4 separate regions of the Mus musculus genome follow, and regions 1, 3 and 4 are each linked to region 2. The links are chromatin loops, found by intact Hi-C in ENCODE. Cell type or tissue: left cerebral cortex. All regions are shown on one strand. Each heading gives the region's core, and the rest is flanking DNA. Links, peaks and the distances in the headings are about the cores only. Region 1 overlaps Adgrd1 (adhesion G protein-coupled receptor D1). Region 2 has its middle 36 kb from the start of Gm34468. Region 3 holds the start of Mmp17 (matrix metallopeptidase 17). Region 4 has its middle 84 kb from the start of Gm34145.

The links. Hi-C counts contacts between places; a loop is a spot of excess contacts. Peaks named below come from ENCODE experiments on the same cell type or tissue, not always from the same donor. Only the 100,000 strongest peaks of a DNase experiment are listed, where the experiment ranks them.
Region 1: it touches region 2 in a loop (2.6-fold over the local background); 2 of 42 quality-filtered maps call a loop at or near these places.
Region 3: a loop joins it to region 2, with 5 times the contacts of the local background. A loop is called at or near these places in 3 of 42 quality-filtered maps.
Region 4: it touches region 2 in a loop (4-fold over the local background); 2 of 42 quality-filtered maps call a loop at or near these places.

The regions. Positions count from the first base shown.
Region 1 is chr5:129,174,992-129,182,846 of GRCm38, reverse strand. Adgrd1 (adhesion G protein-coupled receptor D1) reads right to left here. Exons shown (of 25, transcript NM_001347486.1): 16 at 4,695-4,798; 17 at 3,567-3,678; 18 at 3,151-3,304. Among named protein-coding and RNA genes, the nearest start is that of Gm46923, 62 kb to the right of the region's middle. In left cerebral cortex, for the core only: a CTCF peak has its summit at 4,785 (motif pointing left); DNase peaks (open chromatin) are centred at 1,951, 2,199 and 4,783.
Region 2 is chr5:129,453,690-129,461,544 of GRCm38, reverse strand. No RefSeq gene overlaps it. Among named protein-coding and RNA genes, the nearest start is that of Gm34468, 36 kb to the left of the region's middle. In left cerebral cortex, for the core only: a CTCF peak has its summit at 4,616; DNase peaks (open chromatin) are centred at 3,588, 4,657, 5,226, 6,211 and 1 more place; H3K27ac peaks cover 2,926 bases.
Region 3 is chr5:129,576,532-129,584,386 of GRCm38, reverse strand. Mmp17 (matrix metallopeptidase 17) reads right to left here and starts at 218. Exons shown (of 10, transcript NM_011846.5): 1 at 1-218. The coding sequence starts at 94. In left cerebral cortex, for the core only: no CTCF peak of the experiment used is centred there; DNase peaks (open chromatin) are centred at 3,185, 3,578, 3,820 and 4,135; H3K27ac peaks cover 1,694 bases.
Region 4 is chr5:129,387,709-129,395,563 of GRCm38, reverse strand. No RefSeq gene overlaps it. Among named protein-coding and RNA genes, the nearest start is that of Gm34145, 84 kb to the right of the region's middle. In left cerebral cortex, for the core only: no CTCF peak of the experiment used is centred there; DNase peaks (open chromatin) are centred at 4,324 and 4,524.

The DNA.
Region 1 (7,855 bases), core at 1,684-6,683, 280 kb after region 2:
GCCCAGGCTGAGCGGGGAGACAACAGGAACCATGGGTACCAACTGCATGGCCTGCAGCTGTTGGAGGTAGCTGCCCACCCACATCCCCTGCTCTGTCTCTCCAGGGAATCCCTGGGAAAGTGTCAAGTGTCGACGCCTCCACTTCAGCCTCAAATAAATGGCATTTGCCAACTCAGAGCGCACACGGTAAACACAGTTAATCTGCTGTTTGCATAATGAGGGCTGAGAAAATTAAACCTATTTGAAGGAAGGCAGAAAAAAAAGCAGCAGGTCTTTGATGCTTAGCCCACGTTTTTTTTTTACAACTGCTGCGCCCATCCACAGCAGGACACTTGTAGGAAGTGGGCTCTGCTGTGCTGGCTGGGACTCCCTCGGATGAGCAAGAGTCAACATAGCTGACAAGCCAAGACCAGGCAGGACATTGCATCAGCCATGGCCCAGGGAGACTCTGCATGGTGGATAGTAAGGGTCCAACCTTTGAAACTTTCAGAGCCCCTGTAAACTTTTCTAAGTCGGAGCAGCTGATAGAGATAAATAAATTCAAGACCATCCAGGAAATCAGTGTAAGAATAGGGAGGCCTGGGGCACTTGAGTGGCTTCCCTACTTCCTGCCTGGTGACATGAGTATGGCTCTGCTTCCCCCCCACCCCCCAAGCTCCCCAGCCCAGGCCTGCAGGGTATTCCTTGGGGCAGAGCTAAAATCTCTAGCCCTCATCTCTTCATTAGAAAGCCCCATTCTAAAGAGGCTGTTGACACACACCTGTGCTGCCCTCCCCTCTAATCCCAGACCACACAGTGTGTTTATCAATACAAGTGCGACAGCCCTCTGTGCCCTACTGTAACTGACTCTCAGGGGCCACTGTCCCTTCCCAGAGCCCTCTGAAGAACAGCGTGACACCAGCTGGGTTCGAACTTCACCCTGTTCCTCCACTCTGATAGGAAATGCCAGCCCAGGGCCAGCTTCAAGCAGTCCAAGTAACAGAGTAGTGGACCAGTGAACAGGTAGCCACAGGAGGAGGCTCAGAGCCCCGAACTATATGATCCAAAAGGTCCTAAGTCACACAAGATCACAGAGTGACAACATATCTGAGAGACTGCCTGGGAGGGACCAGTGCCATTAAAGACACTGATAGAAGTAACTATCAGCAGAACGCATCAGGTAGCAGATGCGTTTCTCTCTCTCTCTCTCTCTCTCTCTCTCTCTCTCTCTCTCTCTCTCTCTCTCTCAAAGAAGAAACGTGGGTCAAATGAGCACTCTGGAACCAAGAAGTATAATCATTGAAATGAAAACTTCACTAGAGGAGCTGGCAGGGGCCAGGCAGCCGGAGGAAGAGTCAGGACCATGCAGACTATGCTACATGGAGATCAGAGGAAACAGGAGCCAACAGGGTTCCCAGAGAAACTCAGACACCATGGCACTTCTGGTGGGCACTGCAGGCTGCCAGAGAGGAGAGCAGAGCAAAGCAGGTGTCTGAAGACACCACGGCTGCTTCAACAGTTGATAAGGACCAGGAGGAATGCCAGGAAGCTGGGAAGGGAGGCAGCCTGGTCATGACTGAGTGCAAAGGCTGAAAGGGAGAGGAAACGCTGGGTGAGATGGGAGAAAAGCAGCCCTCCGGCTCCAGGACCTGAGAGAATGAAGAGCAGAACTTCAGGGCCAACCGTGGAGACAGAGGCAATGAGGGAACACAAGGTGTCCCTAGGAAAAGCAACCGAGTCCAGCACAGCCACCTTGTAAAATGAAGGCAAGATGGACGTTGTGAGATAAACAGCCGACAGAGCTGCTTCGCCAGATACAGAAAGAAAAGAGAATGCTCAGCTCAGGGAAGAGAGCTAGGGGCACGCACAGCAATGACAGGCACATCAGTGCAGGCACAAAGACACATGTACACACACATACAGAAAGACAGACTCGCGAACACAGAGACACACCCACGTGCGCGCACCCAGATTCGTGGACACACATAGAAACACAGACCTACACACAATGACACCAATAGCTTATGAAATTATAAGCAACGGTGGAGTTGGGTGCCCTCCTCTTTTCTTTTCTCTCAATTGAGTTAAAAAGCAATAATATCAAATGACATTTATAGAGCTGCATTATTAGGTCCATAACAAATAGAAATGTAATAAGCTTCCAAGGTACACGGGAGGGAGAGAGGGAAACGCAGTGTGGGAGCGTGGTGACAAGACCAGATGGCAATTCAGACTGCAGGGACATCTGCAGAGGACCAGAAGACCAGACATGGTACGTCCGATGGATAACAAGACACACCCTGCAGAGACACACCCTCGGTCTCCTCTCTTGGCTTCTGTTAGAGAGGGGAGGTTGATAAAGAGATACCATAACCCTTGGCCCCCCATGCAGTTGTGATATGTGTAGCAATAACCACAGAAAAAAGGGGATAAAGTAATAGAAACACTTAACAGCAACGCTTCCCCGTCTCACTGTAATTTAGTGAGAACATAAAATAGATTTTAATATGCTGAAATGCATACAGTATGTGCGGGGGTAACCGCTAAAGAAAACGACCCAGGAAATACAAGGTGAGCTCATTAAGAGTATTAAAGCGCCACACAGGAAAATACCCACTTAAGTCAAAGGAAGGCAGAGAGGGAGCAGAAACAGGAACGGGCCAAGTGACGTCAACATCTCACTTCAAAAAAAAAATGAGCAGAGCAAACAGAGGAAAGACCTAGGTCAGAATGGAGAACTCGAATGTCACCTTGAACTAGCTAAGCCTGACAGGGTTTGAACACGCTGTCCAACAGCAAAACACAGACTCTTTCCAAGACAATGGTATATTGATACACCATGAGTCACGCTGACCAATCCCATCTCCAGCAATGTCCCTCCACACCTGATCCCCCCCCCATCCCATACCATCTCCACCTAAACCCAACCCATCTCTAGCTAAACCCACCCCATCTCCATCTAAACCCATCCCGTCTCTACCAAACCCTGCCCCACAGTCACCTGCTCTGCCTCTCTGCCACCAGAACCCATTCCATTCCATCTGCCCCATCCCTACCCGGCCCACCTCATCCCTCCCAACCTATATTAATAGGTCCCACCCCTGCCATCTGCCCCACCCCTGCCACACACCCCAGCCTATCCTTGCCCTCTGCCCCTCCCCTACTACATACCCCAGCCTATCCCATAGTAGTAGAGGTGCTTGCTGTCCTCTGAGCCGAAGACCTTTATCACCATGCTGTAGAGATGTAGTCCCTCCACCAGCATCCAAGCAAAGGCGGTCAGGAAGAAGTAATGTAGGAGGACAGCCAGCACCTGGCACGGGACCTGGTAGCCAAGCAAAGGTGCAGGGTGAGACCACGGGGTACATGGGGGGGCCGTGCTGAGGCTTTGCTTACTCTTATTTATTCCCAGGACCTCATTTTATTCCTGGGGAGGCAAGGCTCAGTTTCTCAGGCCAGAGTTCTACAGCCCGTGTTGCTGCCACTCCCCACATGCCCACTGCTACTCCCCAGCCATGCCCACTGCCACTGCCACTGCCGTGACTCAAGAAGAGACAGCTGCCGGCCGAGGGTCAGCACCCACTCACCGTGCCAGGCTCCATGCTGAAGCTGATCAGCAGCAAGACCTGGGCTACCAGGACAGCGAAGGACAGGTTGGCGTGGATGTGGTAACGCTGGTTCCGAATGGTGCTGACAGAACTGAAGACAGAGAGGCGGGTGTAAGTCCCGGAGCTCAGCCTCGACATCCTACCCCCACTCGGGTCCCCTCTCTACTTCTCTTTGAGAAACCATGAGTATCTTCATAGCTCCTACCCCTGCCCATGCCATAGCTCCCTGCTTGGACCCTGGTTGTTCTGGGCTAGCCTCCTACTTCCTTTCATAGTTCCAGCCACTCTGCACAGCCTGAGCCCTTCCCGGAAGTTCAGTGGCTCCTCTAACCTCCCTGGGCCCTCTTCTGTTTCACCCTTTCCACTGTGAGGGATGGGGTGGGGGAGATGGAGGGAACTAATTGAAATTCTAAATTAGAACCTGCAGAAAATACACCCCATGACGTCATGGGCATCATCGAAATTGAGGGCAGCAGGAAGGGAGGGCGCCTCTTGGATACAGGAGGGTGGCTACAGGACCCGCCATTCTTTTATGGTCATTCCTGGCAGGGCTCTTCCTGGAGGCCTGGATGACTACCAATAGGGAGGGCTTTCTGGCCTCCCACCCTAAGATGCTCACCTCTGCACTGTCTCCTTGTGCGTGGCAGACTGCTCGAGAAGGCATTTATTTATTCTTTGGCTTTCTTGGTTATTGATGGGCCCCATCCAAAGGCATTTATGCATAACTTGGCCTCAAAACCAAGCACCATTGCTTGCTGATGAGGGTGCAGTCAAGGATGTATGTGCTAGCTCTCGCCTGGCTCAGATCCCACCGGAACTCAAGTGCCAAGGTGGGACTTTCCAGACCTTTCTGACATGTCTAAAACCTGCTGACCCTACCCTACAGGCCCTGCTATTTCCATTTTTTCTGCACCTCAGATATGAAAGTGAAAGTCACCGGAGAACAGTCACATAGTCACATCTGTACCCCTACTAGCTAGGACGCATGCCCCCGCCCCCCCAAAGGGTCTTCAGAGCCAGACAGAGGAATGGCCAGAGTGACAGGAAACACTTATATTTCCAGTAACTTTCTAGACTTCCTGGGGACACAAGGAGAGGGTGACTCACGACAGTACTGCGAAGGTGACCAGGGTGGCAGCCAGGCAGAGAACTGACAGAGAGCAGCCAACGTAACTGATGGACGACAGCGCCACCTGGTGTCCATGTGTGAGCTGCGGGAACAGAAGGAGATGTGGGAGGCTGGCCTTCCATCCATCCCATCCCCTGGCTGGGATGGTGCCAAAGTGGTTACACCCACAGTGCTGACCTTGTAATGCCAACCTCCAAGACTTGCCTCACAGAAAGAGGGCTACACCACACTGGAATTCAGGGTTGGCATTTCCCGTGCTCTGGGTTGCTCCGTTGTATCCGCTGTGTTCCCCACTTAAGCTACCTGGCCTGTATTACCACCATACTCCCAGCCATGTCTGAATGGGTGATCTAGGATGATCAGAGATATGTGCCTCCTCTGGCTATGAAATTCAGAGAGCAACAGTGAGGGGCTTGAGGTGGGTACCAGTGGATGCACAGACATAAGGCTAGGAAAACTACACACAGCATGCTGGGTGAGAGGATCACTTCCAGGTCTCTTGTCCTCAGTATCACTAACCCCCAAATTGACAGTCACTATATACTTGCCTTCACTGGCAGGCACACACCAGCCCTTGGGACCATCTCTTAAGTGGGCACCTATGTGGTCACCTGGACTGACATCTGTTGTGACAGACCATCTTCCATGCAATACAAGACATATGTAACAGACTATGCATCCCACTGGAGCCCAGCAGCCTGGGCTTGATGTTCTCATCCATGCCTCAGCATCTGGTACCTGGCCCTGTTCTGTTAAGGCTGGGTTTTTGGCTCTACCGGATGGTGTCCCAGCTCTGACGGAGGCTGAGCTTCCCCCTCATGCACTCTCTGGCCCTGGACAGAGCCTAGATACAGCCAGGCCTTGAGAGCCACCATGGTTCGCTGGGCGGCTCGAGGTTGGCGAGTATCCCTCATCTCAATCATTTGCTGACCACAGGCAGGAGCCTTACTGGGGCTGAGCCCAGGCTGTCAGCATTCTGTGTCCTATGGAAATGGATACACAATGCAGGTACAGGTGGGCATGAACATCCCAGCTACTGTGGAAGGATGGAGATGCCATGACCCCCTCACGGAGTTAATTAGACATCGAGACTAGGCCTTCTGCAGCTCAGGTCACCCCATGGGAGAGTCCGATAAGGAATCTGGGCCTCAGATACTTCCTACCAGGACCCAGGAGTCTCTCTGTCTCCCATCAGCCACCTGGCTTACCAGGGAAATGAGGTGCACAAGTCCTTCACAATGAATAAAATTCAGGACTTTTTCATCAAAAGCCAGGAGACTCCTCAAGGTTGATAGATTGACTAAGCTGCCAATCACAACAAGGAGCTACCTTCCTGGCTAAAGGACAGAGTCTAGTCCCTGGAGTCCTGGTGGGAACTGCCACCACATCAGGATGCAGCCACTCTCCTGAGAGATACCTGTAGCCCACAGAGACAAAAAATAGGCTCTTTCCCCATTATCTGTACTGGCTGTCAGGAACTAAGATTAACCTATGATACAAAGCCAGGCAAGGATGGAGGTAGGAAATCCAAGGACCAAAGACACAGGGCCAGGTGTGGTATAGATTCTCAGGACTGAGTCCTTCATGTCACACCAGATACCAGGAGATAAGGACCCCCTCCCTTTGCTGGCAGATCCTGACCCCAAAGTGCTGGGGGGCAGTGGTAACTGCTGGCAAAGTCCCCTTTATCCCCTAGCTCATCTCAGAGGCTTGAAAACAGCCAGATAGGCTTTGACATTGAACTTTTGTGGGTTTCAGGCCCAGCAGGGGGATTTAACTAACCTACAGCACTCAAAAGGAGAATTAAAGGGGTGTGTGGAATGGCTGGAGAGACAACTACCACTGAAGCAGGTCCCCACGGAGGTCAGAATCCTGAGGGGACACGTGAAAGGGGCTGGTCTGTATGCACCTAGTTGGAGCAATCTCCAAGATGCACCTACTCATTTGTAAGAAAGGAGCAATCTTCACCCTTTGTTCAGAGAACAAAGAGGTGCTTGCTGCAGGCTCAGAAGGCTTGTCGGTGGTGATGGAAACCACCAATGGAGAGGGAGGTGGCTCTGTGTGTGTGTGTGTGTGTGTGTGTGTGTGTGTGTGTGTGTGTGTGTGTGTGTATAATCTCTACAAAAATCCACAAAGAATTCCTCCACTATCTTATGCCTCTTCCATCTGGTTCTTGGACTCCTTTGGGGCTCCCTGCCCATAAGGAAACCAAAACTCAGACTATGGTACACTTCCACCTTCAAGCCTAGGCTGCCCATGCTGGCCAGTCCTTTGCTTCATTTTTTTGGGCACTGTCTCATCTAACCTGTCCCTGCACCTAGTCACCAAGCCTACCCCTTACCCCATGGAGCAAGACCCCCATTCTGAAGGCAGCCTCCTCCTCAAATAGGATCCCAGAGGAGACAGCTCCCCACCCCCAGCTTCAGAGCAGCTGATTCTTAATGAAGATTCTGGAATAAGACTGGTGGACCCCAGAGTAAGGACCTAGGGTGGGGCTCCCCAGACGTTACCTGGAAGCCTTTTATCTGCTCTGTCCCAGAGTCCCTCCTCTCTCCTCCCCTCCCTGACTTTCCTAGAAGCAGTTTACACTGTCCTTTCTGATGTGACTTCCTAGGCTCACATCCATGGCCCAAGTGGCCCAGGAGCCTCCCCAGAGCCTTAGGGAAAGATGTCTCATGGGAAGCAACCGACAAGAAGGCTGACACAGGGAGTGAATGAGACAATGGGAGACAGAAAGGGAGACAGGAATGAACACTTGAAGCGGGAGGCAACAGGGGAGAGAATAAGATAGGGATTAGGAAGATGAAGAGGAAAGAAAAGACTCTGCCCTGAGGTCTCTAGCAATGGCATCCAACATCTTCCTCAGCCATTCTCTCCTTTATTACTGAGGTAAGGTCTCTGGCTACAACCAGAGCCAATGGGGTTATCCTAGTTAGTCAGCTTGAACCAGGAATCCCCCAAGCCCATTCAGTTTTTCTGTGGGTGGCTAGGGACCCAGACTCTAGCCCCCACTTGCATGATAAATGCTTTATTAGCTGAGCCATCTCCGACGCTGATGTTTTAATGGAAGAGGTCCACACTTCCAGAGGGAGTGGCTAGGCCTGCTCCCCATCCTCCTGTCTCCACCCCAATCTGACGT
Region 2 (7,855 bases), core at 1,786-6,785:
GTGCTGGTGCTGTGTTGATAACGTGTCTGTCAACAACACAGGAAACCTGGTCCAGAAGAACGTGCTAACCCTGGGAGCTTTTCAGACACAATAACCATCTTGTATTTGGACTTGAACCCTGCTGGTGTGGAGGGAGGAGGAGAAAGCAGCCAGGGAGGCCAAGCTCCTGCTCTGAGGAGTCAGCTCCATAGAAGGATCACATCTGTCAGCTTCTCAGGGTTACAAGGGGAGCCATGAGAATGAGAGTCTGAGGCGGGGCCTATGAACTTTCCTTCTGCATTTCCTGACAGTGAGCCTGAGACTAGAGTACACAGGGAACGTGGTGTGGGTGGCGCACTGCTCCTTGGGAAAGAGACACCAGTTAGAGTGTGAAATGTCAGTGTTGACAAAGCGGAGGGCTTGTGTCCGGTGCAGCCAGTCTCCGGATTCAAAACAAGAATATTAAATGTCAGCTCGAAAGTCTGAACGAAGACACCTTTCAGCATGCTGGGAGAGGTTCTGTAGAGGGGGTGTGAAGCCTGCTAGTCTAGGCTGGGCCAGCATGCCTCCTGGCTAAGCTGATGTGTTCCCCAGAGCCTGAGCACGGATGGGAGAAAGGAGGGAGCGTGGGGCCGTGGGAGGACAGGACAGCTGTCTTCTGGCCAGACCCAGAGGCAGGGCAGGTAGACACAGGTGGGGGAGGGGCTCAGAAGCACATGCAGTGGGGGAGGGGCATCTCAGGTGCAGGGGAAGTGGGCACAGGTGCATGAGGGACACAGACTCAGGTGGGGGGGGTGACAACTTTCTCCAGTTGTCTTTTGGGGACTCATGTTTGGCCTTTTCAGCCTTGTGGTAAGCAGACCACCAGCTGACTTCATCCCAGGAAGAAGGCAGATGGGGCAACAGGGATATCTGGAACACTCTGAAAATGTCAACAGTGTCCAATCCCACACACATATTCTAACTGTATCCAAAACCACAGAGCAGAGTCTGAATTCCATTCTCACCATGGAAACTGAGGCTCAGAGCTGCCCGGAGCTGCCCAGAGATGTCCAGAATGGAGCTGCGACTCTACTATGTATGTGGAGCCCAGTTCTGAGCAGGTACAGCGGCACTGGTAGGGATTGTTAAAGTCAAAGGCAGTGAGACGGATGTCTACACCTTTACCATGTGTCCTCTGAGGCAGCATCCACGTGTCCCGCCCTGGTGCTTCCAGGACAGAAAGTTACTCCATCTCTCAGATGTTTTGTGAGTGGGGCGTTCTCTCTGGTCTCTCCTGTAGAGCTTAGCAACTTCCGTCTGATTAATTACCAGAACGGAGCCCAGAATTGAGAACATCTTAGATTCCAAACTTGTGTTTTCTCTGAACACAGCTTAACTTCGTTTCCCTCCAGAATTAGAAATCCCATTACCAGCGTTTGCTCTGCTGTAAATGGCTAATTGCTGCCTCTCATTAATTAGTGAGAGGCCTGTGGCTGTGTCTCAGCCTCGTGGCTTACTAGGAAGGAGCGGTCACTCAGAAAATGAGGCCTGGGTGACAGAAGTAGGCTGGCAGCTTGGGACAACATCCCAGGGAGGTGACACCTGGGGCTTGGGGGATGATATCCCAAGGGGATGATATTCCAGCCATAGAGAAGCAGGGTGCACCAACTCTCCTCCACTGTGGGCACCTGTGGGGGACCCTTACTTCCTACTTTCTGTTTTTTCTCTCCCCAGGTCACATGTGGGCTTCTTATGAGCAAAATCTGGAGAATTGTCTTAGATACTAGGAAGAGGCAGCCTTCTGGCTGCTTGATGCCCCTATAAACTCAGAGTAACGCTCCCTTGACCTGCACCCCCCTCCCCCTTTCTCCACCCTATGTCTGAGACCTGGGGCTGATTTTATTTATGTCACCACAGCTCACTGTACTTATGGGATCAGAGCCCCATTTTCTTGGCAGGGCCATTTGTACAGGGCTGGGCAGTCAGCTGGATCTGCTTGGGGGAGACTCTGTTTTAGAGGTCTTGCATTGATGGGCTGTGGACTGTGAAGGACACAGACACAGGAAGATGAGCTGGCAGTTCAGGGCAGGGAGGAGGCGTGGGGTATGTGCTGCAGCATTGTCCCGGACTTGAAGCTGGCTGGTCTTCCCTCCTGTGTTATCCCGTTAGGAGTCCTGAGCTCAGCTTGCAGAAGAGCATGGGGTGGGCACCTGTACAATCTGGGACACGGTAGCCTGAGGTCACTTGGAGAAACAATGACAGGATATTGCATTAGCCTTGTTAGGCTACCTGTGTGTCTGGATCCTATTGTCCCACAGAAGGTTGACCCACCCCACACAGTTGTCTGGGGACACTTTAGCATTTTTTTTAAAGATGTATTTATTTATTTTATATATGTGAGTACACGGTAGCCGTACAGATGGTTGTTGGGAATTGAATTTTAGGACCTCTGCTCACTCTGGTCGGCCCCGCTTGCTCTGCTCCAGTCAACCCTGCTCCAGCCCAAAGATTTATTTATTATTATAAATAAGTACACTATTGCTATCTTCAGATGCACCAGAAGAGGCCGTCAGATCTCATTATAGGGTGGTTGTGAGCTACCATGTGGTTACTGGGATTTGAACTCAGGACCTTTGGAAGAGCAGTCAGTTGTTCTATGCGCTGAGCCATCTCGTCAGCCCTGGCATATTTTTTAATGACTCATGAGTTGAGCCCTATTGCTCTTCTGAGCTGGCTCTGGCCTAGGGCTCTAGCTGAGAGGTCTATGCTTCCTAAAGGTCACATTGCTTCAGGGAGACTTGGCACCTGCTGTGTTCCTACAGTGACACTCAATGCACTTGGCAGTTCACTGGGAGGATGCATGCTTTCTAAGGTTGTCATGACAACGGAAATAGAAAGTCTCAGTGAGGACAGGGTCAGTCAGGAGACCTGGCCCCACCTCCCATCCTGAAGTCCAGCTTGGCCCTGACTAGGAAGGCTAGGGAGGAGAAGGGACATGATATGTAGGGGACCTTCTGCTGATGGCCTGTGCAGGAATGTCCTTTTCTGAGATTCAGATGGGTAGAGAATGCTCTTGTCTTCTGCTGTCCGTCATGGCACCATTAAAAGTGATTTGTATTTATTGTGTATATGTGTGTTCTCACGACAGCATGAATGATTGTGTGCATGTGTGTGCATACGACAGCAGGAGTGCGGACAGCTATCAGGAGTTCAGCTTTTCCTCCTATGTGGGTTCTGGGGATTGGATTTAGACTGTCAGGCTGCCTTCATCGGCTGAGTCATCTCAACAGCCCTCATTCGGGGAAACTTTCCAATGGCTCAGCCACTGAGGCTGAGAAGCCCGCCTGAGGTCCACTGAGTCCACAGGCTTCTTGACTGGTCCAAGAACAAAAACAGCCTGCTTCCTGGGTCACTGTTTGAAACAGTGTTTCATAGAGTGACAGAGGGACATTTCCCCTACAACACAACTGCATCCCTGTTTCCCCTTCCCCTGTGACTCAGGGGATCCTGGTGGGGGCTGGTGCTTAGTGTAGGAGACTGACCTCAGCATTTGCATATGTGGTTATCCTTCATTGTGTTCCAGAACCCCCCTCCAACTCCTGTCATTCTTCTCCCTCCTGCTTTCTCTGATGAGACAGACGCAGGGAGCAGAGTGGCCCTGGTTGTTCATCCCTTTCAGGGCTGACACCCACTGCTTCCCCAGCTTCCGGCTCTTGGTTAACCCTTTCAGCCTGGTAGTATTGCTGTTCACAGCAACCTTGGCCTGCACCATGGATCTCACCATTCTATGTTCTCAGAGAATGTCTTTGTGAAGTGTGGACACAGTCCAGTCACCATCCAGGGCACTAGGGCTCAGGGGGGTAGCACTTGCGCCCTGCTGTGGGAGGCTGCTGGTTTAGACAATGATATAGAGTGGTCTGGAGTTTTGGGGAGGGAGTAGGGTGTGATTCTGGATACTCCCCTGCCTTCATTCACCTCAGGCTGTTCAGACCCCGTTGCACACCGGGCAGGAATAATAAAGCAGAGTGCAGAGCAGATGGAGTCCTGCAGGATCCCGGTCTGGCTGGGAATGAATGTGGGGGCCAAGGGGCAGAAGGACTTCTCTGAGGATCTTAGTATTACAGCTCTTCTAGGAGAAAGCCTTCTCTGGCAATCTTCAATGAAACAGCTCTCTGAGATGATCTTAGCTTGAGCTTATTTCTTTATTTGGAGTGGACTTGTATGCATACCCTTTATTCGGGGTGATTCAAGGGTTATATAGTTTTGGGGAAAGGGGTGAGACTATCCAGGGCAGGCAAAGGTCATTGGCTGAAGGCTTGAGGTTCTGAAATGCCTCATTAGCATGGGGAAGCATTCCAGGGTTCTCAGGTGCAGGATCTCAGGTGACACTCCTCAGGTGGGCTTCTGGATCCCTCAGAGAAGAGGAAGTCCCACTGGCAAAGGGAGTCTGCCATTTTGCACCGAGCTCAGGGCTGTCTGGTAAGACTTCGACCTTAGCAGCAGGGCCACAGTAGGGAAAGGATTGGGGGTGGTTATGAGGAAAGTGAGCACTTGGCAAGGAGGACGCGATGCTCTGAGGAAGATGGGATGCTCTGCATAGCAACTGGGAGCGCTGGAAGGTGCAGAAGGTAGTTCCTTCCCTCTGGTCCCTAGGGGGAGCCTCTTTGCCAGTGCAGAAAGAAGCCTCAGCCCCTTTCTCCCTTATAACTGGGCCCTTGGCCTCCCTCCCATTCTGAGAATGGTGGCTTTTGCTCTTAGGTCACAGCTGCAGGGGTCTAATGCCTCATTCCGCAAACTGTCTCATTCAGTGGCTCGTGGGCTGGAGCTAGAAATAGACCTGAGTAATCCCAACCCTGCCCACATTGTAGCCTGGTGTCTGCCCCCCTTCCCGTTTGTGGGTGAAGCTAGAAAAAGACCTGTGTGACACCCCCACCCCCACCCCAAAGCCACATATTGCAGCTGGTTGACCTTTATCCGTATACCATCTTGTGTGGAAACCCCAGCTTGGGAGGGGCTACTCCCTATACAAGGCAGCCTTGTATGGCTCTCTGAAGGCCTTTCATGTTTAGACCATCTTCCTCTGCCCCTGACAGTACAACTATGACCTCCTTCTCTCCACTGACCACTGGTCTCTTCTATCCAGGGCAGGTGGGAAGGGACTTATGAGCTCTGACATCCATCCGTCCCTCCGTCCCTCCCTCTGAGAGAGAAGACTCAAGTGAAGTCATGTATTAGCCTAAGAAAGCAAACTATGTGGTGTGTCGCATAGCTAGGGAAACTGAGTGTGTGCACAGCATTGTGTGTGTGTGAAGAGTGAGTGTGTGTCCATACATGCTCTCACATGCTCAGAGCTCTGGGGACACCTGGATATGGTTTCTGGAATCTGGGATGATGTCTCATAAGCATCCCAAGAGCTGTGTGTGTACCACTCCAAGCACCAAGGACATGCCTATGTGCGCTCAGAAGCAGCTACTGGGTGCTCATAGAGGCTCCATTGCTGAGTTAAGCCTGCAGTGTTCAATCACACAAGGGCACTGCCCAGTAGCAAGTAGGGATGCCCTCTTGGGGGCTCTTCCATCTGGAAGTCCAATCATCTCTCTCCCAGAGAGGGTTCAGGCTCTAGCTGTAGCCAGGAAGGAGAGGTCCAGCCCATAGCACAAAGCCTCTGTCTCTGTTTCTATTTCCTCCTCCTCCTCCTCCTCCTCCTCCTCCTCCTCCTCCTCCTCCTCCTCCTCCTCCTCCTCCTCCTCCTCCTTCTCCCAGAACCAAAGGGACCCAGTGTCCACATGCCCTGAAGACACAGCACCACTGTGGAGTAGATTCTTGCTCTGGGGTGGACCACAATAGTCCCTGCTGAGGCTGTAGGCACTGCTGGGGACAACCCCACACTGAGATGCGGATGTCTGTGTGTCAGCCTGGACTTTGCCCCATCCCTAGAGAGTTAGCTTTGCAAGCCATCAAAAAGAGTCCCTGGGCTGTGGATCCCAATCACGTCCTGTGGTCTCTAGCTGCCTTGTCTGGCATTCACCTGCTGTCTGCAAGCTTTGTTTTTTTGCTTGGGGCTGGGGTGCCCTTGCTCAGGGCACTTGATTCTAGGAAAGGAATAGGGCTACAACCATCAAGGGAAGAGCAAACCACGCCCACTAATCAGCATATTCCAGCCCACGTTCCTGGCATTGGCTAAAGTGACGGCCACATGACCTAAGTGTCCGGTTGCAATCTGTTCTGGGTTTCTTTTCGAAGCCGCAGGAAAGAGTCTTAGCAGGCAGGTGCCAGCTGGATGCAGATCTTCCTGGAGTGTGTCCAGGCTGACTGAAGACTTGGGGATGACTAAAGCGTTTTAGTTTCTCTTCAAATTGGAAGAAAAATGAGCTCTTGGGCCAAAGGAAGCATTCTAAAAAATATAACATTGATTGATTCCTGTTCTCACCAGCCACAAGCTGTCATTTGAGAACTGTTTTATGGAGGAAGAACTCACGAAAGCGCTCACGGACCTCAGGCCCATGGAAGCCACAGTGCAGCTGCATCCACTCTTCCACTCACAGTGAGGTCAGCCTGGTCACATGCTGGCAAAGACCTGGACAGAGACAGTGGGGATGAGGGCAGGCCTGCGTGCTGGACAGATGGCACGGGCATGCTTACAGCTCCTTACAGCACACTGCAGCCTGCTGGTCTCACTGTGGGATCAACTGCCTAGCACGCAGATAGGAAAACTGTGGCCCAGAGGGATTTGGCACATGCCAAAGTGACACAGCATGTCACTGCAGAGACAAGATTTGCACAGGTGAAATTGGTACGGTCCTAGTTCTGGCTGCCGAACTGCTTCCTACCCTAGGTCAGGGTATACCTGGAACCAGCCTCACGGTCTGGGTCCTTCTCAAAGAACCTTGAGGAACACACACAAGGGTAGGTAGAGAGGTGTCCACGCTGCAGGGATCACAATCTCTATAGAGGACTGCTCCATGAGTTTGGGGTGGGTCTTTCCCCTCCAGAAGCTGTGCAGCACAGTGTTGAGATGTCTCATGGCAGCTTCCTATGGAAGAACGAGAGACTGCTCACAGCCAGAGAGGTGTGGTTTCTTGGAGGTTTGTGGCAGGTAGATAGGAAAAGTCCCTTTAAACTTTCTCTCTCTCTGTGTGTGTGTGTGCACGCGTGCGCACGCGCACGTGTGCATGCACCTGTGGGTACAGATAGGATATATAGATGTAGACATTTAATTTCTGCCAACGTCATAGCCACAGGCCTCTCTGTCAAGGAAGTAACAGATCAGATCTCAAAATGAGCAATTAGAACGATTGCTTTTTGAGTGAAGAGCCTCTGGCAAAGTAATTTAATTAAAAGTGTCATAACTCAAGACCCAGGCAGCTGGCAGGGGTTGGGGGATGGGTTCTTCCCAGTGCAGAAGGAACAAGATGGGTAGAACCCCAGTAATATCAGCATGAGATTGGAGTGGAAATGAAGGATTGCCCATGATCTAAATAGCCCCCAAGGCTCACTCCAGTGTAGTTCAGTAGTGTGTGTCCCAGGACTATAATTGGAGCTTTGATCAGGTAGGACTCCTGTTCAGTGAAGAGATGTGGACCATGTGACAGAGGTCCAGGTGGACAAGTGCTGAGGTAGTCAGGGTCTAAAGTGCAAGAAGGCCTGAGACCAAGGGACCCAGCCACTTTCAGCATCAGAGACACTCAGGAAGGAGGAAAAAGGGCTTCCTGCTAGGATTTGGATCAGCACATACAGGGATATGGAATTAGAAGGCCCGTGGGGGTTAGAAGGCCTCCATAGACTCATGTTTGAATGCTTGGCCCATAGGGAGTGGCACTATTAGGAGGTATGGCCTTGTTGGATGAAGTGTGTCACTGTGGGGGTGGGCTTTGAGGTCTCCTATGCTCAAGCT
Region 3 (7,855 bases), core at 1,449-6,448, 120 kb before region 2:
GCGCCAGTACAAGCAGCAGTGGTGGCAGCCCCGGCCCGGGGCGTGGAGGGCCAGGTCCCCGGGGGGACCCAGGTCCCCGCGGGCGGCGTCCCATCCCGCTCTCCCAGGTCGGGTGGCGAGGGTCCCCGCACCCGCCAGCAGCCAGCTCCGCGCCTCGCTCGGCTCCGCGCCCGCACCGCTCCGCTCCGCGGGACTGAGCCGCGCGCCCGCCCGCCTCCGGGGCAGGGCCATGCTAATGTATGCTAATAAACATCGCCCCGCCCACTCCCTTAAAGGGGCCCCCGCGCGGGCGGGACCCGGTAATGGCACAGAAGCTTTGCCCACCCCGAAGGCTGGAGCACTGCTGCAGACAGGGAGCCGGCGGATCGGGCTGCGAGTGTCCTAGAGTTCTCTGCCGTCCTCTGGACGCGCCCCCTGGTCGCCTGCTAGAACCCTTGGTTTAGTTTCAGGTCACTTAGGACCTAAAGACCGCTGCAGCGCGCGTGATGGGCACACGGGGGAGCCCGCGGGCCACAGAGTCTTGGGGCGAGTGGGAGTAAGCACCCCGATTCTGAGAGATCGGAGGTGGGGGAGGGGATTAGTGTGATACAAGAGAGCGTAGGAGGGAGCGGGGGCATGGGGTGGGATGGGATGGGTGAGCGTGGGCGGGAGTAGGGGCTTAGGACGGGAGACTAGGCCGAGAGCACACCTGAGTCCTGTATGGAGCCTTGGGCACAGAGCACCTTTTCCCCTTAGTCCGCCAGGGAGCATCTAGCCTCTGCTGCTGAGGGTCTGCATCAGGTGTGAAAAAAGAGACTTTGTTTTGAGGGGCGGGGAGTGAACCCCCCATGCTTCCGGCGGGCTGGACCCGTTCTATCTCCGTGAGCCGGGAGGCTATGAATAGCAAACATTAGCTGGGATCTGGCACCCGCTCAGCACTTTACAGATGAAATTTTCTTTCTCGCAACCCGTAAGAAGTGGAAACCATAGTTCCCAATTTGTACACAAAGAAACTGAGGTCCAGAGAAAATAATACCTAAGTAGGAGACAATGTGGAGTGACAATGTGGAAACTGGCTGGGCCAAGGGACAGAGTTCAAAACCAGCGCCCTCCCACCCCAAGCCCCCGCCCCAGCGGCTGGGTCTCCAGCCCCTTCCCCGCGGGTTTCTCTAGTCCCTCGGTGTCGTTAGGATTACAGTCTATTTATTGTTTGCACGCGGACACTGAGGTTTAGATGATGCCTCTAAAGGAGAGGGTGGGTGACTCCCTGCTTTGAAGGCAAAGTTCCCTCCCTCAACTCCCAGCTGGTGTCTATCCATACCCTGTTGCTCTCGGGGGTCTGGGTGGTTTGGGGAGAAGATTAGATTCTGCACCAGCTTGAGATGGGTCCGTGGGTTGGGGGGTGGGAGGGCGGGGGTTAGGACCTTGACACGAGAAAGCCCTAGAGACAGAGAGTGCGCAGCCACAAGACAGTAGCATCTCCCGGGTGTTTAGCTATGTGGAACAAACTCCCTATCAACCCGTGGAACAGTACTGCCCACAGTTAGTTAAAAATGGGTCTTCCTATCTCAATTAACCTAATCTGGATAATCCCTTCGAGGCGTGTCCAGAGGCTAACCTAATCTAGATAATCTCTCACAGGTGTGCTGGGAGACTTGTTTCCTAGGAGATCCTACAGCCCGTCAGGTTTACAATATTAATGCATGACATTAGTTCATGCTGCATTAGAAGGAAGGTCGGTTCGGTCCCTAGGGAGAAGATCGATGCTCTCCTGTTAGACAAGAAGAGAGAAACGTATTGCATTCGTAGGCCCTCTGAGATCAGCTTCAAAGCTCGGGTGGCCCCATCTTCTATCTGTTCTGAGGTCTCTGGGCCTCTCCTAAATGATGTCCCTATGTGGAAAGGAAATCTCAGAGAAATGTGGAGCAAATTGGGGACAAAAGAACTGGTTCAGGAATGGGTGGCTCTAGGGGCTCTGGCTCCAGACCCTTGTCCCCTTGACTCTGCCAATTCTAACTGGTACCTCCTCCCAAGGTGCCCTGCCTTTGCCTATCTGGCTCTGGGAGTTTCTTCCAGGTCTCCTATAGTTTGGTAAATGTCTACTTGACACTACAGATATACTCTTAGATGGATAGGAATCTTTTTTGGTTTGTTTAGAACTGTGTCCTGCTTCAGCCCCCGAGTGCTAGGATTTTAACTGTGTTCTCCCATACCCAGCTAGGATGGGGGTCCTTGTAGTTATAATTGAGTTAAAAAAAAACTTGAGATAAGCTCACTGGGGATTGTCTAGGTGACCCCCAAATCCACTGTCAAGTGATCTGATAGAAGCAGAGGAGGCCCGGACATGGTAGCAGGACTTTGAAACTCCAGCGTTTGGGGAGGCAGAGGCAGGAGGATGGTGAGCTGCAGGCCAACTGGGCTCGAGAGTTTTGGAAGTGGTTTTAACAAAACTCCAAAGGAGCAGACGAAAGAACAGGGGAGAAGCCACAGGAGAGTTTGTTGGCTTACAGACAATTTTGCTAGACTCTTCCCAGCGACCGAGCAACAGATTAGGTCATCATATGGCTCTCATCACCTGACAGCATATAAGAGAAGTACCCCAGCCCCTTTCTCTGTCTCTCCCCACTCTCCCCATCTCCTGTCTAACTCCTCTCCCCCCCCCTCTTTTTCCCTCCCCCTTCTCTGTTCTCACGTGTTCCTGGCCAGTCTCTCTTTCTGTCCTTCTCTATCCCTGCTTTCTCTGCCCTGTGGCTCTGTCTGCCTCTACTCCTTCTCCAGGTCCTCAGTCCCCTCCCCTCCATTCCAAATAAACCTCCCTTACATCAGGTCTGTCCCATGGCGTGATTTCTCAGAGGGACACCTCAGCATGGGTCCCTCCTTACTCCTGCTGCCGCCACATTATTGTTTATAACAGAGTTGGCCCCATGACCAGGGAGGCAGAGGCTATGATGTGTCATTAAACAGCAACCCCAGGGTAGTGCTACCAGTTAGGGCTGGAGCTGGCACTTTATAGCCAGTGAGTCTATGGCGCTTTGCCCTAGGCCAGAGGTCTAGGGTCCCAGAATCAGGAAGGTTGAGAACCACTAGTCCAAATCCCAAAGCACTTCCTACGCAGTCTTTACCTCCACCCTGGCTTCCAACAGGCAACCTGCTGAATCAGAGCCAGGCCATCCGTTCCAAAGATGACTGAGATGTCACCGCCCACGTCACACTCTGGAAAAGGTGCTTCATGTGCTTGGAAGACAAATCCAAGCTCCTCTCCTCAGCCCGTGGCATCTTGCTCTGCTCTGACATCATCACCCTGCTTGTTCCTGCCTGCTTCCCCCATCTGGTAGAGCCCCTGACCTCTTCTGACGGCCTCCAGATGCCCTCTTGCCACAGGACCTTTGCACCCACTGTGTGTGTGCGTGTGTGTGTGTGCGCGCACACACACGTGCTGGGGGGGGCATGATGGGGGTGGTGGTGTCTTGTCTTCTGATTCGTTGAAAGCCTATGTCTCGGATCTCTCTGCAAACGCTTGCTTCATCTCTAAAAAACATCCCTCGCCCCTGACTCCCTGTTCACTCAGCATCGCCTCATTCACACTCCAAGCGGCTCCTCCCCGCTCTGCCATCTGTTTTGGGCCTGGTCTGTTCACTGCCTGGCTCCTGGAGGCATCAGCCCCAGAGGGCAGAGATATCTACCATTGGGCTTAAGAGCTTGCTAGCGCAGGTCTAGTGCTGGGAAGAGTGGGGGTAGGTGGGTGGGTGGGTGTAGTAGCCAGCCTCTGCCTTCAAGTGGACCCAATGTCGCCTTTTGCCTATCTCACATTGCACACATGGGTGGGAGCTTGGTGATGTCATTGTTAGCACCCACTTGGCCACTCCTTCCTTGCTTTGACAGGAATCATGATATTCCATCCTAGGGTTGGCAGATCTTAGCCTCAGTGTTCCCAAAGCTTAGGGGTGTGGCTGGTAGACCCAGAGGCTTATGGCTCCTGAGAGCTGGGTGGCCTAGACCATGGCTAATTCAAGGTTATGCCAGAGACTAACGTCTCTCGATTTTCTATTGCTCCAAGCTTTCACCACTTTCTTGAAGCTTGGTAGCTGATGTAAGCAGCTCCCAGCAGCAGTGAGCAGCAGGCACCATCTGCAGTTCAGAAGGTGTTGGAACCTCCTCTTCCTGCCGCCTGATTTTGCAGAGCTCCGGCTTTGTTCATTGGGATCTTTCCTTGGTGCTGAAGATTTCACAGACTCTCCAAGCCCGGCCTTTCTTGGCTGGCCAACTCCTCCCGGTCTCCCTGCTTCTGCAGTCCCTGTCCCACATTTGTCTCTGTTGTCTCTGCTTCCCAGTGCTCTGCCCTGGGATGCTCTCAGGAGTCCTGCATATCTGTAGATAAGAAGACAACTTGTGGGAGTCTCTATCCTTCCGAAGTGTGAGTTCTGGGGGGGTGGGGGGGATAGGTCAGGCTGTCAGGCTTGGGTGGAGGCCCCTTACTTAACAAGGCATCTCAATGACCCAACTTTATTATTATTATTATTATTATTATTATTATTATTATTATTATTATTGGTTTTTCAAGACAGGGTTTCTCTGTGTAGCCCTGGCTGTCCTGGAACTCACTCTGTAGACCAGGCTGGCCTCGAAGTCAGAAATCCACCTGCCTCTGCCTCCCGAGTGCTGGGATTAAAGGCGTGCGCCACCACGCCTGGCTGACCCAACTTTTTAAAAAAAGATTTATTTATATTTATTTACTCATGTGTGTGTGTGTGTGAGAGAGAGAGAGCAAGAGAGAGAGCACTGAGGAGGTCAAAGAAGGCATTAGATCCCCTGGAACAAGAGGTATGGATGGTTGTGATCCACCCTGTGGGTTCTAGAAAGCCAACCTAGGTTCTTTTCATGAGCAACAACTGCTCTTACCCACCAAGACATCTCTCCAGTTCCCAAACCAAGGTTTGTTGAGGGATTTGAAGTAGACTCCCCAGCCCCTGTCACTCTCTCTATGGACTTGCTCTGGTGTCTTCACAGTACTGGGAGCCTTCAGGATTCTTTCTTCCTTCCTTTCTTTCTTTCTTTTTCCTTCTTTCCTTCTTTCCTTCTTTCCTTCTTTCCTTCTTTCTTTCTTTTCTTTCTTTTTTCAAGACAGGGTTTCTCTGTGTAGCCCTGGCTGTCCTGGAACTCACTCTGTAGACCAGGCTGGCCTCGAACTCAGAAATCCACTTGCCTCTGCCTCCCGAGTGCTGAGATTAAAGGCGTGCGCCACCATGCCCGGTCAAGGGATTCTTTCTTTGACTGTCTTGTCTCACTGAGCATATCAAGGCGCAGCCATACTGTTTTTTCTTAAGAGGCTAAATGATATCCCACCATCCACGGGGGCCATGTGCTGTTTACTCTTGTGGCTGTTGGTGCAACGTGGGTTGTGTCCGTTACACTCTGCCCCTTCACTTTTGTCATATCTCCTTGGCAGTGTCTCATACCCACGGGCCCCTGAAAGTGCCCCCCAACTCCCACCCTGTGTTTCTGATCCCGGGACCCATTCTGCCTCCTCCATCCTTCTGGTTGCTGTGCCCCCCACAGTCCCAGCACTGGACTCAGCTTAATCTCTCATAGGCTTCCTGGACACCCCTGGCGAGCAAACTACAGGCCTTCCAACCCATTGGCCAAGTCTGATGCCTTGCCTCCCCACCCCCTTCCATGTACCTGATAGACAGAGCTCTTGACCCAGAACTGTAGTCATCACATCTATATGTCTCTTAACATGTTATTTTAGAACTATTCATTCCAAACAAGAACAAGGAAGGAAATGTCTTGCCCTCCCTCCTGCCTTTATTAAAGCCAATGTCTAAATATTGCCTTTGCAAGTGTCCCTCCAGTTACTGCTTTCTCTCGTGGAGGAAATAAGAGAATATCAATCATCAGACAGTCTGGAAGTGAGCTTTGAAACCCAATCATGGGATCCCTGAGGCAGAACGATGCCTACCAGGCACGCTGCCAACAGTTCCACGCCTGCCTTGTTCTCGAGGAACGGTAGTCACGTGTCTCAGCAAAGCCACGACCCTATCCTTCCTGATGCACTCTTGAGGCCTAGGTTGTGAATGGGTCAGGTGGCTCTCGGGAAGGAAGTGAATGGGTGACAGGTAGGGGGTTGTGCTCCCGTCTCAGGCAGTCAGAGCACCGGCCTTCCTGCTTGTCAGACGTGGAATGTGTGTGTGTGTGGTTTTTTTAATTGGGTATTTTCTTTATTTACATTTCAAATGTTATCCCCTTTGCTGGTTCCCCCTCCGAAAAACACCCTTCCCCTATCCCCTCCCCCTGCTCACTAACCCACCCACTCCCGCTTTCTGGTCCTGGCATTCCCCCACACTGGGGCATAGAGCCTTCATAGAACCAAAGGCCTTTCCTCCCATTGATGTCCGACTAGGCTATCCTCTGCTGCATATGCAGCCGGAGCCATGAGTCTCACCATGTGTGCTCTTTGTTTAGTGGTTTAGTCCCTAGGAGCTCTGGGGGTACTGGTTAGTTCATATTGTTGTTCCTCCTATGAGGCACAAACCCCTTCAGCTCCTTGGGTCCTTTCTCTAGCTCCTTCATTAGGGGCCCTGTGCTCAGTCCAGTGGATGGCTGTGAGCATCCACTTCTGTATTTGTCAGGCACTGGCAGAGCCTCTCAGGAGACAGCTATATCAGGCTCCTGTCAGCAAGCATTTGTTGGCCTCCACAATAGTGTCTGGATTTGATGTTTGTAAATGGGATGGATCCCCAGGTGAGTCCATCTCTGGATGGTCATTCCTTCAGTCTCTACTCCACACTTTGTCTCTGTAACTCCTTCCATGGGTGTTTTGTTCCCCCTTCTAAGATGGGTACAAGTATGGTCTTTCTTCTTCTTGAGTTTCATATGGTTTGTGAATTGTATCGTGGGTATTTCAAGCTTCTGGGCTAATTTCCACTTCTCAGTGAGTGCATAGCATGTGTGTTCTTTTGTAACTACCTCACTCAGGATGATATACTCCAGATCCATCCATTTGCCTAAGAATTTCATAAATTCATTATTTTTAAAAGCTGAGTAGTACTCCATTGTGTAAATGTACCACATTTTCTGTATCCATTCCTCTGTTGAGGGATATCTGGGTTCTTTCCAGCTTCAGGCTATTATAAATAAGGCTGCTATGAACATTGTGTCCTTATTACAAGTTGGAGCATCTTCTGGGTATATGCCCAGGAGAGGTATAGCTGGGTCCTCAGGTAGTACTATGTCCAGTTTTCTGAGAAACCACCAAACTTATTTCCAGACTGGTTGTACCAGCTTGCAATCCCACCAGCAATGGAGGAGTGTTCTGTTCCTCTTTCTCCACATCCTCGCCAGCATCTGCTGTCACCTGCATTTTTGATTTTAGTCATTCTGACTGGTGTGAGGTGGAATCTTAGGGTTGTTTTGATTTGCATTTCCCTGATGACTAAGGATGTTGAACATTTTTTAGGTGCTTCTCAGCCATTCGGTATTCCTCAGTTGAGAATTCTTTGTTTAGCTCTGTACCCCATTTTTTTAACAATAAGATTCTAAATTTAGGGTATTTTGAGTCATAGAAATATTGTGGAGACAGAAGTGTGTTCTGAGATTTGTCACCAACTTCTACCATAACAACGTATGCTGCCACCACTCATGAGGAGTTAAGGGCCCTTTATATCAGATTTAACCAAGAGTAGAGATCATAGCATAGGACTGTAATCCCAGGAATTAGGGGATAGAGGCAAGTAGGTTAGGAGTTCAAGGCCAGCCTCAGCCACATAACAAGTTTTAGAACAGCCTGAATTCACCATGTGAGATCTTGTCACACAAAACAAAACAAAAACTCAAAGATTTAATAAATGGTTCTCACAACTGCGTTTCTCCTAATATT
Region 4 (7,855 bases), core at 1,934-6,933, 66 kb after region 2:
TATCTGTAGCCATCGTGGGTTGTAACAATATATGACTTCATGCTTCAGTGATAGGTGTTGGGAGAGAAGGATCCCTGATCTCTAGTGAGACTCTGCTCTCAGGTCTGGCTTGGAGTATGGCCGATGCCTTGTACCTTATCCACAGGGGAACCTTGGCATTTCCTGAAAATGCCAGCCAGAAGCAGCCTGATCTCACCCTCCTCTCCACTCATCCGGACTCGTGCCCAGTGTGCGGCACTCCCTGTTCTGGTATACCTCAGGAAAGGGGTGGCCTGAGGCCCTTGCTCCTCTCCCAGGGATGATGAGGGGCAGCTATGGGCCCTGCTCTCCCCACAGGGAACTTCTCAGTCTTCTCTCTCGCCTTCCTGGAGGGCACCCGGTAGATTTCCAGAGGACAGCTCTAAACAGGACCAGTAAGTTAGTGTGGAAGGTGGTACAAGAAGAGAAGTAACGCCTCCAAGTTGTTCTTTGACCTTTATATAGGATTACACACACCAACCCCACACAAATGCACATGTGTGCTCATGCTCACAAGCAGAGAAGGGAGACAGAAAGACAGAGACAAAAAGAGACAGATACACACACACACACACACACACACACACACACACACACACACACACACACACAGAGAGAGAGAGAGAGAGAGAGAGAGAGGACATAAGAAAACCTTGAACAACTCTGGCATAGAGCCTGCATTCATAGCCCTGTGCTTACGCCCTCAATCACCCACACACCACTCTCATTTCTTCTGTTTTACCTTTCAGCCATCTTGCTTTCAGGACACACCCCCTTGCTGTGAGGACACGACTCCCCCTCCCCCACCCCACCCCCACCCCAGTTCCCCAGGCCTTCCCCTCTGCAGGCACCCATCTGTCTGTAGAACTGGGCTAGTTGGCCCTGTGGCTTTCTCCCTGGTTCTCCCTTTCCCTGCTGTCTGGGTGTGAGACGCACATTCTTCTTCCTCCGCACTTCTCCATCATCAGAGCTGAAGTTCAGAATGAGGCTCTTACACAAATAGCCTATTATGAGGTGAACAGACCAAATCAAACAGCTAGAATCCTACCAAATCAAACAACCAGACCAAACACTAGCACCACGGCTTATTATTCCTCAGTGGGGGCCTCATGTTTGCCTGGTACTGGCTTCTGTGTGTGTGTGTGTGTGTGTGTGAGAGAGAGAGAGAGAGAGACAGAGACAGAGACAGAGAGAGACAGAGACAGAGAGACAGAGACAGAGAGAGAGAGAGAGAGAGAGAGAGAGAGAGAGAGAAGGGAGTAGAGGATGTCCACGAACATATGGAGAGAGAGAGAGCTGGCACTGCAAGCCCACCTTCATAGTGCTGAGCCCAGAAGCCCAGGGCCAGCCAAGGGCCTGAAGTCCCGTCAATCATTCATATTCATCATGTTTTGAAATGCATGATCTCATCTGTGAGTCCTCCCACAACCTGTCCCAGCGATCCCAGGAGCCTGTGACTTCAATCCAACTGGCTCTTGGCAGGCTCTCTCACTCCCTGTAGTCTGAAGAGTCAGCCTGTCTTTACCGTGCTTCCGTCTTGCTCGTTCCTCTTCTATACAGCATGGGCAGACAGAGCTGGCTTGGAGGTGCACATGCAGATATGCCATCGTTCCAGAAGCTTCCTTGTGTTGGATACTGTGGGTCTCTGTTGTGGTTCCAAATAAGCTCCCTGTGGGCGTGAGGAGAAGAGCTATGTCCTTCAGGGCTTCTCTTTGCAGTGGGGAGTGTCCTAGGTGGGTGGGGTTGTGAGTTGCAGCCACGCCCTTTTGCCAGTAGAGCCTGGTGGGAAAGATGGGTCTTAATCCTGTGACTAGCAGAAAAGCAGGTCATTGAGACATGCCCATGCATCATAGTGACCCCTGAAGGTCAAGTCCCCCTTAAGTCCATTAAGCCTGAGTCAGCGTGAACTTGGGGAAAAGATGGGGCATGAAGGCCAGTGGGGGGGGGGGGGGAGACACCTCATCCTTGGGGGAGGTGAAGGATGAGGCCTGTGGTTTACCCTCAGGACTGGCTGCTGCAGAGGGAGACCTGCTATTCTTCTTCAGACCACCTCCCACAGGAGACATCTGGGTTTCCTCTATATCCCACAATGCACCCAAAACCACCACTTCATGAGGACAGGTGTCAGGAAGCATATGAATGTTTTTTCCTATCTTTTAGGCTCAGGCTTCTGTCAAGAGCTGCAGGATGCAATTCTGAGAGGTAGACACTGGGGCTGAGTGCCAGAGAGTGAGGCCAGCCCCAGGGCCCGCCTGACCCGGAAGGGAGACACTGGTGGCATCTGAGTTTGACAGCCCTCATTCTTCATTGATTCTGTGCTCCTGACTGTTCAGACAAACCTGGGTCAATTCTGCCACTTGCATTAGGGGACAAAGATCATGCTGATCTTTATTCTCAACCCTTGTACTAAGTCTTCATTATGATTTGACTTTATTTATTAAAGTTAGGGTCGCCTTAGCTTTCTAAGCTCTAGACATAGCTCTTTGATTTGCAAAGACTATGCCCTTGAGCAGGATGCTGATGCCTGCATCCGGCAGAGAGTGGCTCTTCTGGGTGCTTGTGTGTGCACCCCTGCGCAGTGACTGTGACAGAGCATGGACACCTTGACTCACAGTCACTCAGTCAGGCACAGCAGTTCACTCTTAAGCATTTTCTTTCTCAGGTTTCTGCTTCAGAGCAGATGCAAAGCCCTCCTGGTGGCAGAAAGGCTGCTGCAATCCAGCCTTCAAAAGGACCTCTTGCCTCTTCTGGCCTTACATTTGATGACCAGGCCTCGTGGGGCAGGGTGGAGCAACAGGACTCTCGTGGTCCCTCCTGACCTAGGGGTACTATCGCACCTTCAGACACAGGGCTAGAGGGTAGGAGAGGCTCCTCATGGGGAATTGAAGGGCTGCTATAAATATTTAGGGCAGCGAGAAGTAAGTAGGTGTCATACATGGGGTCTGGCCTTTACTCTGTAAAAATGAAAGGCAAGCCCACCCAGATACCAGTGGACAGAGTTCACAGTGATCATCCCCCTGGCTGGGTTGAGGATGTGACCTCCCAGGCCACTGGCCCCACAGTGCTAAAACTTTGTTGTGGATGGTCACTTCCGTTTTTCTGGAATTTAAAAATATTTGAGGTGCCAAACTTTTCGAGTTTCCCAGGCACTAACATAATTAAAGTTACTTTAGCTTCTCTATATCTTTCCTGATCGGAGAGCAGAACCCATAAACACGCCAACAGCAAATCGATGAGATAATTATTCTGTAATGAATCCAAACACTGTAAATTAACCTGACAAGTGGCCACAGCTCTCTTGGACTTCTTGGAACCTTGCTGGCTGTTCCTAAGTGAGGAGGCCAGACCATGGGTGGGGGGGGGGGCTGCATTCATTTCCCGTCCTCTTCCATCAGAGTTGGCAGAAGGGCAGGAAGCTCTGAGCCTAGTCTGTCTCCTGAGCCACCAGAGCACCACCAGAAAGGTCCCGTCTTTGGTCTACCCTCAAGCCTGAGGCTTCCTCAGTGTTCAGGGTTGTCAGTCTATCCCTAGCGCTCTCTCTCTCTCTCTCTGTCTCTCTCTGTCTCTCTCTCTCCCTCTCTCTCTCCCTCTCTCTCTCCCCCCCCCCCTCTCTCCCTTTCTCTCTCCCTCTCTCTCTTTGGTTTTTCGAGACAGGGTTTCTCTGTGTAGCCCTGGCTGTCCTGGAACTCAGAGATCCGCCTGCCTCTGCCTCCCAGGTGCTGGGATTAAAGGCGTGAGCCACCACGCCCAGCCTATCCCTAGCTCTTGTGCCCAGCTCATCTTTTGCTTTTACCCAAATCAGCACCTGCAGGACCACGGCCATCACTGTGCATAGAACATCATGCCACTGCTACTCCTATTCTTCCCATTCCCCTTCCCAGAGCCCATACAGGAGGAACCTTCCACCCTCTGACTCTTTCTGCAGAAGTGCTATTGAGGGCTGCCTCTGTCTGGACTTCATGAGCCTGTGGTAGGAAATGTCCCCTATAGAGCCACAGTGGGTAGATAGGTAATACTGCCCACAGTCCCTTTGACACTATATAGAACAGCTTGGTGGCAGGTGACTTTCCTCAGTGACCAGCCGGCCATGCAGGTAGCTCTCTGGCATAAGTCCTGTGCATCTTTGCTGATTCAAGTACCTCTTCAAGTGTTGTGGTCTGCTGTGGGATATGTCTTCACCGCCTGCCAGTGTCTGTGGGTATCTGTCATCTCTTGCTTGCCTTCCAGGGCTGGTTAGGGGAGCAGTGGGTGCAAGGAGCAGCTGCAGCATGCATGGTGAACTTGGCTCCTTCTAGTGCCTGTGGTGGATGCAAGCTGTTGACTTCCTGTGCCAAGCTGCTCTCTTCAGTAAGGAATAGGGAGCCTCTCCCTCAGTATCCCGCAAAGGGGCTGGGTTTCATTCTGTAGACACCTCTGTTACTGACCGCCTTGCCAAACTCCTGAGAGAGAAGGGGGGGGGGAGAGCATTGGGCTTTGCAAGTGAGATCTGGAGCTGGAAACAAAATGAGTCCACAGGGAGCCAGCAATCTGGGCCAGGTGGACATGCAGCAGAGACTCAGCAGGGACTGATATCCGCTTTCTCTCCAGTCAGGCTGGTCTTGGGATTTTGCAAGTTTCTGATAGCAGCAGGGAGGGAAATTCTACTGCTCCTGGTCTCTCCACTCTTGTGTTTGACAAGGATGCTAGTGGCCCTGGCCTTGCAGAGTCCCCAGAGAGCTCCAACTAGACCTGCTAACTCACAGTCCTATTAAGGTTTTGCTGTCATTATGAAGTCCTTGCAAGGACTGCCTCTTTTGGCTGTTCTTGGGTCCCTGGGATATGAAAGTGGGGTTAGGTAGGGTGTGACGCTTCTGTCTCCAGGAAGGGGATTTATTTTCATTTCAGCATTCTGTGTGCAGGGCTGTGGCTTTCTGGGATCTCACACTCCAGTACAGAGACAGCATTTATATGTGTGTGTGCATGTGTATAAATATATGATATATATGTATATGTAAATATAAACATATATGTATATAATATATGTGTGTAAATATGTATGTTATATATATGATGCATATGTATATGCACATGTATATGCACATGTATATGATGTATATATGTATGATGTATATGCAAATGTGTATGATGTATATGTATATGCACATGTGTATGACGTATATGTATATGCACATGTGTATGATGTATATGTACATGTATATGATGTATATGTATATGACATATATTTACATATATATATACACACACAGGGGGCTTGCAGCTATGATCTGGAACTGTATCAGCTCTGCATGGAGCAGATCAAACCTTGAGTTAAGTCCTGGTGAATGTGCACTGTTGACAAGGACATGACCATGTTGAGGACCCTAGAGTCTCAGACCCACACAGTAATGGCAATGCCTTGCCCCTGGGTGAGGCTTGGAGGGAAATGACAAAGCCTTCACTTCAGGTCCATGTGTGGATGTTGACAGTGTGGACAGAAAATATCCGCCTTAGCTCTCTTCCCCCGATACTCATGGTCCGAAGATTGTTCTCCTCCAGAGACTGCTCCCTACCAAGATTAGCTAAACCTGTCACCTTAATCCAATATATGGTAACCCAGTCTCGCTGTTCAGCTGTGTGCAATAACCCCACCTCCCTGCTCAACTCTCTATAATAAACACATTGAGCATCCAGGGTACTGTGGTTTCTTCAGCTGAGAGCCCATTCTACCATGCTCCAACTTTCTGTCTGTGTTCTGTTTTTTTTCACTCTCTCACTACCCTAGTCAGGTCTCTCCCTGGAATCATCTAGTCAGGTCTGTCCTTGGGATCATCTAGTCAGGTCTGTCCCTGGGATCATGCTAGACAGGAAGAGTACAGCTCCTCTACAAGCACAGTGCATGCTCTTTGCTGTTGAGCCGTCTCTCCAGCCCTGCTGTCAGCTCTTGGGTCTTCATCTTCTTTTTCATCCTCTATATTCAGAGGTGGATCAGTTCTGCCATGGTAGGGAGCGGCTTCTGTTGTCCTATGGGAACCCTGTCACATAGCCAGGCATCTGGGGTTTACCATCTCCAACAGCTGTGGTCAGCACCAGCCCAGGGAGACTGCCCATTGCATCTCCAGAAGCTGGGGCACATCCCAGTGATCTGGGTTCCATTAAATCCTCAGGTGATCTTCAAGCATGCAAACACTTGCAATTATCTACTGTAAATCTAAAAGGCTCTCTTTTAAAGAAAAAAAATTAATTTTTTTGTGTATGTGAATGTTTTGACTGCATAAATGTCTAGGCATCACCACGTGCACGCCCAGTACCCACAGATGCCAGAGGAAGGTGTTAGCTCCCCTGAAACTGGAGTTACAGATGGTTGGGACCTGTCATGCGGGTGCTGGGAATGGAACCCGGGTCCTCCAGGAAGAACAGCCAGTGCAAGCTCTCTAGCCCCAGTCCAGAAGGTTCTTCATACTTAACAATTGTAGGACAGATCCGGACAATATTGTAAGCCTCTTGGAGGAAGGGAAGCTGGTTCTGTTGTGACATCCCCTGCCCTTGGAACTTTAAACCTTGTTCTGGGTCCTTGAACACTGTCGAGGAGAGACAGGGAGCAGAGAGCTCTGCACGGAAGATGTATCTCTCTGCCTCCTCCCAACCATTTGGATTGTGGCTCTCAACGACGATCGATCGTCCATCAGAATGAGGATATAAACGCGCTGCAAGAAAAACGAGTGTCTCTCTGTGCTTGTGATACACGCTCCATCTGCTAAGACCATCCTCAGCCTCTAACTCAGAGAGCTTCTGTCTTTGGCCAGAGGCCATGGCCATCGAAACTGCCTCTGAGTGCATTTGTCCCCATCAGCCATTTACTGACTGAGGGCAGGGAACAAAAGGCAAATCTGAGGTTTGCCTGTGGCAGAGGGCTTTGCATCATGATTACTGAGCTGTAGGGCGTCTTCTCCCGACACTGACATATCACAGTGCCACTTGCATTAACCCCCGCCACCTGCCCGTAAGAACCGCATGACTAGCTGCCCTTCATGGAGGTCACGTGCCTCCAAGAAGCATCTCACACTTCACCCTCAGATGTCTGCATGCTGAGAGCCGATAATTTGTGTCCGCCAAGTGACCACCTGACTGAGAGAGGTCAAAGTGATGATACGTTGCATTCACCTGTCATACATTCTCGTGGGGGATGGTTTGAGGTAGAATGGGTTCCCAGGAGTACCGGGCTCTGTGGCAGGAAGCAACCCTGATCTTCAGTTCTGAGGACTCCTGCTCTTGAAACCGTCGCTGTCAGTGACGCCTCAACTGTATGGGACAGACCCAAGAGCCATCAGCCTTATCTCTTGTAGAATGGAGGGTTGTCTAGAGAGCCTGGCGAGGAGTCAGGGGGGACATTGAGGTCAGGGAGGACATTGACCCAGGATTAATGGAGGAAGATTGAGGAGGGCTTCAAGTCCTGGATCCCTCAGATGAGGCTGACAGTCATTGGCTCCCTCCTCTCTCAACCTGGTGCCAGGAAGTCAGGTGCCCCACTGTTAGCCCTAGTAAGAATTTATTACCTTGGCAATTATCAAGCTGCACTGTTGTTTGACTTTATAAGGTTCCCTGACCTGTGGTATGCATTTGGCGGGGGGTTGGGAGTGGTGGTGGTGGGGATGCGGCGGTGGGGTGGGGTGGGGTGGGAAGGCAGCTGTGGCTTTGTATCCTCTGCTGCCTACCTCTCAGAGTGTTCAGATACCCCTGCACAGGGCTTTACTCAGGCTGGGCTTGCATGCATACCCTTTAGTTAGGGTGAACCAGGGGTATGTAGGACCCTTGGAAACTGGGAAGGGGTTCTTCTGAGGGTAAAGTTTCATTAGCCAGA